Linked DNA regions of Homo sapiens: region 1 is linked to region 2. Evidence: read pairs that join two places in POLR2A ChIA-PET (ENCODE). Cell type or tissue: CD4-positive, alpha-beta T cell. All regions are shown on one strand. Links, peaks and the distances in the headings refer to the core of each region. The heading gives the core; the rest is flanking DNA.

Evidence for each region. Peaks named below come from ENCODE experiments on the same cell type or tissue, not always from the same donor. Only the 100,000 strongest peaks of a DNase experiment are listed, where the experiment ranks them.
Region 1: POLR2A ChIA-PET joins it to region 2 with 10 read pairs; 7 of 35 experiments call an interaction of 5 or more read pairs at or near these places.

Annotation. Positions count from the first base shown.
Region 1 is chr2:12,726,979-12,729,891 of GRCh38, forward strand. All of the region lies in intron 2 of TRIB2 (tribbles pseudokinase 2), which reads left to right. Among named protein-coding and RNA genes, the nearest start is that of MIR3125, 8.9 kb to the right of the region's middle. RefSeq lists enhancers at 1-504, 1,576-1,625, 1,636-1,695. In CD4-positive, alpha-beta T cell, for the core only: no CTCF peak of the experiment used is centred there; DNase peaks (open chromatin) are centred at 893 and 1,543; H3K4me3 peaks cover 1,250 bases; H3K27ac peaks cover 2,422 bases.
Region 2 is chr2:12,855,721-12,858,633 of GRCh38, forward strand. No RefSeq gene overlaps it. Among named protein-coding and RNA genes, the nearest start is that of MIR3125, 120 kb to the left of the region's middle. RefSeq lists a cis regulatory region at 1,285-1,448. In CD4-positive, alpha-beta T cell, for the core only: no CTCF peak of the experiment used is centred there; a DNase peak (open chromatin) is centred at 1,311.

The DNA.
Region 1 (2,913 bases), core at 114-2,613, 130 kb before region 2:
CCCCACTGGTGGTTTTGCAGGCAGACACAGATGACACCCAGCGTTATGTTTGGACCTAATGCCAGCAAGCCTTGTGCTGCTGGGTAGAAATGGCAGCAGCTCAGAGTCTTCTGTTTCCATTTTACTTTGATTTGAGTTTTAGGTTTAACTTCTGGCTCTTCTTAGCTACCTGATCTTGGATAAGTCATTGAATGTTTCTAAGCTGCGGTTCCTCAAAGCAGAAATAATAATGGCATTCCTGTCGGGCAGTTGTGAGGGTTAAATGAGATGATTCTGTGACTCACCGGGCAGGGCAGGCACTCATGAAGGGACAGCTGTTCCTAGAGTCATTGACGAAATAGTACCATTATGGGAGAGCAGTTCCCAGGACTCAGTGGGTTCTTGAAGAATTAAGTCGCTCGCCTGGGCAGCCTATTCAGTGAAGAGTGGCACCCTTGTGACATAGGGGTTCAGATTTAGGCCACATTCTCCTCTCTGTTTGGTTTAATTATAATCATTAAGTTAGTGCCAAAGGTCAAGTGCACCTGGTCTGGAACCTGAGGCTCAGAAAGGCCAGATTGACCATATGTGCACTGGAGTAGGCGGCCACAGGCACATGTAGGGAGTGGAGGATCATACCCCACCGTGCCTGAATCAGCTTCTGTGTTGCAGGCCTTGGACTGCTGCTTCTCCTTCGTTCCCAGGGATGTTTGTGCAGGGCAGAGCCTGGTTCTTTTTGTTTATACTGCTGAAAAGGAAAACCTCAGGGCCCAGAGGCATTGAGCAGCATTTTGAGGAAGTTAATCTCCAATCCCAGTTGAACTCACCTGGCCACACCCTGTGCATCCACAGTTCGTGTAGTAAAATCTCAGACAGTCTGTGTGTAGTAGCGGCCACCCTGCTGGTTATGGCTCAGAATCTGATAGAAGGCAGCACCCACATCCCCAAAGTGCGTGCCCTGTGCACTCCGCCTCCCCCTCTCTGCTGTGGCATTGGGGTGACCTGCTTGATCAGTCTATTCTTAGAAGCCCCATGTTTCAGGCCCCTCCAATTCCATTTTAATTCATGGGAAGGCCTGAGCTTGGGAGAAGTCCTGTTACTTCTATGTAGAGTCACAGCTGCCGTCTGGATTCCAATCCCTGTTCTTGCACTTTTTAGGAATGGACCTTGAAAAATTACCTAAGCTTTGTGCCCAGACTGCCTCATCTGCAAAGTGGAAATAACAACATGGCTTCCATCATGGAATTAAATGTATTAATACAAGGGAGCCCAATGCCTAGCACACAGTCAGCCATCAGCAGACGGGAGCTCCTACCTAGCACACAGTCAGCCATCAGCAGACGGGAGCTCCTGCTGATGGAAGCCTCCTCTGCACTCAGTGTCACTCTGTGGTCACAGGGCCAGTTCCCTGGCTCACTCAAGATGCGAAGAGCCCTTTGAGCAGGTGCACCCTTATGCTGCTCAAGGAAGGTGGGTGGGGCCTTGTTACCACAGCACTTCCTGTTTGCTTTTGCCCATTGGATTTCTCTCTGGGTTCAAGGCTTCCTGCCATCCCTCTGCCACTCTCTGCCTCAGTTTCAGTTCAGTGTTGACATTTCCTTGCACAGAAGGACCCCATGTGAACTGAGAAACATGCCTCTTTACATGTTTCTTCTTTGGGTAGAAGATCTTTATCTCTTGACGTGACAGGTTTCATTTCCTCCGCTTTGTGGAAGCCGGTCAGTACCCACTTCAGCAGGGTGGAAGCTGCGACTGTTTGCAGGAACTCAGTGGCCTGGGGGCTTTCGGTATAATAAACGCCACCTGCCCAGATTCACAGACCTGTGCCTCCCTGTGGGGTGGAGGCGTTTCTCCTTCCCCCACCAACAGAGGTCAAGGCACTCTTTCTCAGCTCTTAGTATCTTTATTGGCTTTTCCTTCAGATCTTCAAGTTGCACCCGCCTCCATTGAGGTCTCAGTATCTAACAGAGTACAGAGGGCAGGCATGGAAACCCTGGAGACCAGACTCAGCTTTTCTTTCATTAAAAGCTGTGTACATTTTTTCAAGTTGTAGGCGCTTTGTATTTTGGGAAAATACCTTTCGTTTTTGCTTTGAAGGAAATGGAGCTCCTGGAATTCCCTTATTTATGAGAAACCCCTTTATGTACTTGAGGTATTGCCAACCTTTGGGGAAGGCTGGCGAGCCTCCTGTTCCCCAGGGTGGATCAGTGATCTCTCTCCCATAGCACTCCCTTTCCTCATCAGAGCTCATCTCCTGCTGTATTCTGATGGCCCGTGTGTGCATCTGTAGACTGTCCTTGTCCCCTGCTGGGGGCTTCCTGGGGACATAGGCTGTCTCATGTTCACTGCTTCTGGAACAGGTTGGGCCTTGCTATTTGTTGACGGAATGTCTCCTTTTTTGAGTGGGAGCAGCTCAGATTGGATTCTAATGACAGAAAGAGAGAGGCAGGGGTAAGTAGAGTATTGGTGTCTAGGTCATTGCCTGGAATCAGTGGGAGCCCAGAAAACGTATACATCCCCTATGGAGACACCTTTTCAAAGAGAGCTATTTCCAAAGTTTCCCATCAAGTGAGAAATTTACCCATCATTTCCCTTTTAATTTAATGATTTATGCAGAAGTGACATTTATTTAAGACATTGTTTTCAGTGTCTATGGCAGGCTGTAATTTTATTCATGAAGGGCTTTTCTAATCACGGTTAGAAAGGGGAGAGCTTCCTCCAGGTTCCATGCTTATAAGTAGACTAAATAGTAGGTATTCTTCAGCAGGATTTCTTGCTGGGCTGCTTACTGCTTGTACTTAGTAACTAGTTGATGGGCTAGTGTGGGTCCTCAAGCAAACCAAGCAGAGGCACAGTGGTCAGATTTTTTTATTACTCCATTTAGCCCTATGGTCTTAGCCTGCCTTCTCTGAAATCATGAGAAGAGACAATATA
Region 2 (2,913 bases), core at 146-2,645:
TGAATCAGATAATAAAGGATGCAAGTAGAGACAAGGCTCACCATTTGACCCCTACTTCTTTGAAGTAGTTAGAACATTTTACTTGCAAGTGACAGAAACCCAGTTCAAGCTGCCAAACCAAAACCAAACTGAAAAAAAAAAAAATAGACTTTTGAACTACCAAGGTAGGCAAGACTGCATACAGATCAGGTTCTTCCCTGTGGCAACGCCATCTCCATAGGGGCTATTTGGAAACACATGAGGGTGCTTTATCACAACTGGGTGGGGGGTGGCGTTCAGGGCATCTGCCAAGGATGTGCAGGTGGGGCAGTGGGCAAAACATCCCACCCAAGGAGGATTTTTAAAAAATTTACCCAGAATGACAGTAGCTCTCCCTTTGAGAAATCTGAAGCAGGTGATGAAAGCATTTCACCAAGAATCTCTCTTGGTTCTGCTTTGCTTATGTGATGATGGCTGTATTCTCAGGTGGGGTTACTGCAGGTATTGGCAAAATAGCCACCTACAGCCTCAGGCTACCCTTTTAGCGATGTCCACAGAGCAACAGTTCTTCCTTCCCATTTGCTTTAGTAGGGAATCCTGATTCCATTGAGTAGGATTGGTCCTACTTGAGTAATTTATAAACCTGGAGAGTGGAGGGATTCAGTGCTGTGGCTGGCCGGACTTGGGACACACATCTTTCTGTAGAGACCGGGGGTAGGGGTCAGGCTAACCCAACACACAAGCCTGAGAGGGATGGAAGAAGTTCCCAGAGAGATGAAGGGATGTTAGCAGAGAGGGGAACAGACAGCAGATGGGCAAATACAAAACATGTCCATTGTCTGTATGGTCTAATTTCCTGAACATCTCTTCAGTCACCCCACATTTCAGGATTCCCTAATATACCAGACCCATATACCTCAAGTTTTTGTACTAGATTGTTCTCTTGTCCTCAGATGCCTTTCCTCATCTCTTTTTGTTTGTCAAACTTCTACTTATGCCTCAGGACTGAAATATCACCTCTTCTGTGGAGCTTCCTTTTTAGCTGTCCCTACTAAACTCGTACCTCCCTCCTCTGTGCACGCATAGCATTTTGTCCATGAAAAGAAGGAATTGAATTAATTAGCAAGGATAAGGAGCTGAACAATCCACATCCTTTTTGGAAATGGAAAGCAGATGATGCTGTATTAGATAAGATCAAACAACATCAAATAAACAAATGTTTATTGAGTGTGTACCATGCACAAGGCTTTCCAAGCAGAACCTTGCTGATTGTGTGTGTGTGTGTGTGTGTGTGTGCACGTGTGCTTGCAGATGCTTAGAATCACAGGCTTTTATGATCTGGGTTTCTTAAACCTTATCTGGTTCAACCACTTCCTTATTCAGATCAGGTAACTGAGGCTGAAGTGGGTTTCTTTCTAGCTCTAAAAAGTATATGATCTGAGTCACTAAAAGGAAGGAAAGGTTGGCCCAATTCTAGGCCAAAAAACCACAGCTATGTAGCTTAAACTTCCTGTTTTAAATGCCATGCCAGGATAAAATTCTTGTCTACAGGGTAACAACCACTCCAGAGAGAGAATCAAAATTAACACCAACCTCTTTCTTTCCCCTGCCTCTTTCTCTCTCTCAATTTCTCTCTCTTTCTCTCTCGCTTCTCTTTCTCCCTTTATTTCTCTGTTGCCTCTCTTAAGGAGACATAGGAAACTAAGAGGACTGAGTGGCAGGGCCAAGGCATTGGGAGCACGATTCATACTTTTTTTTCTATCTTGCTGATGTGTTTATAGAAGTACACTATTTATGACTCAGTACATAGTGAAGAGACATAACAAATTTTTCTGGGAATTCAAAATATGCAAACAGAATATGTATCAAATGCATGAGAATTATGGGGACATATGTTTTAAAACAAAGGGATAAAGGTGCCTACTCTTTGTGACAAAGTCCCTTCCATGTTTATGACAATGTCTGCATAGCCATTCTCTTTTGAAGAAGCCAGAATTGGCTAGAAATAGAATTGCATGAACCCTGTCATATTCAAAATGGAAAGTAGATATTTATTTGCATTCCTGCCAGGGATACTCAGGCACAAACATATAGAAATATTTCCATAAAATATGGTTTAAAAAAAATGCCAAGGCCCATCCTTCCCACTGCCATTGCCCCTGTTGCCTGCAATCCCAACTCTGCATTCGGGCTCTCTCCAGGTTTTGCCCCACTAATCACTCTTCCACCTGCTTCCTGGTGCCTTTAGATCTTTTTTTCAACATATTATACCCAGGTTCAAAAATGGCCTTATAAAACGTCATCCTGCCTCCCCAGCCTAGCATCAGGGCCTTCTTCCTTGACTCAGACCATCCATAAACTGTTCAAGCATGTTTGATGTATATGTAGCATGTGTCTGGCACTGCTCCAGGGATCAGGTCACTAAACTGAACAAGAATGGGCATATATTCCAGTGGAAGTACCTAACAATAAACAAGTAAATAGGCAAGTGAAGAAAATGAAATTAGGTAATGTGATAAGAAGTGGCCAGGGGCAGTGTAACAACCTGAGGATATCTGGCAAAGGTCACTCTCAGGAAGTGATATTGAGACCTGACTAATAGAAAGGAGGTAATTTCTGGGGACATCTGAGGATGATCTCTCCAAGCAGAAGGAGAAGCAAAGACAAATTTCCAGAGTTGTGGAAGAATTAAATATGTTTGAAGAATAAAAATGTAAAACAAGGTGATATGGTGGAGGGCAGTTAGTAAGCTAAAGAGGTGAGCAAGAAGTCTAATCATGACATGTCTTAAAACCACAGAAAAAGGAAGTGTTGGTTTTATTGGAGGACCATAGAAAGTTATGATCCACTTTTCAATCTGGGAGGAACATGATTGCCATTTTTAAAGAGTTTACTTTGGCCTTTCTGTGGACAATAAACTGAACGATATCCTCA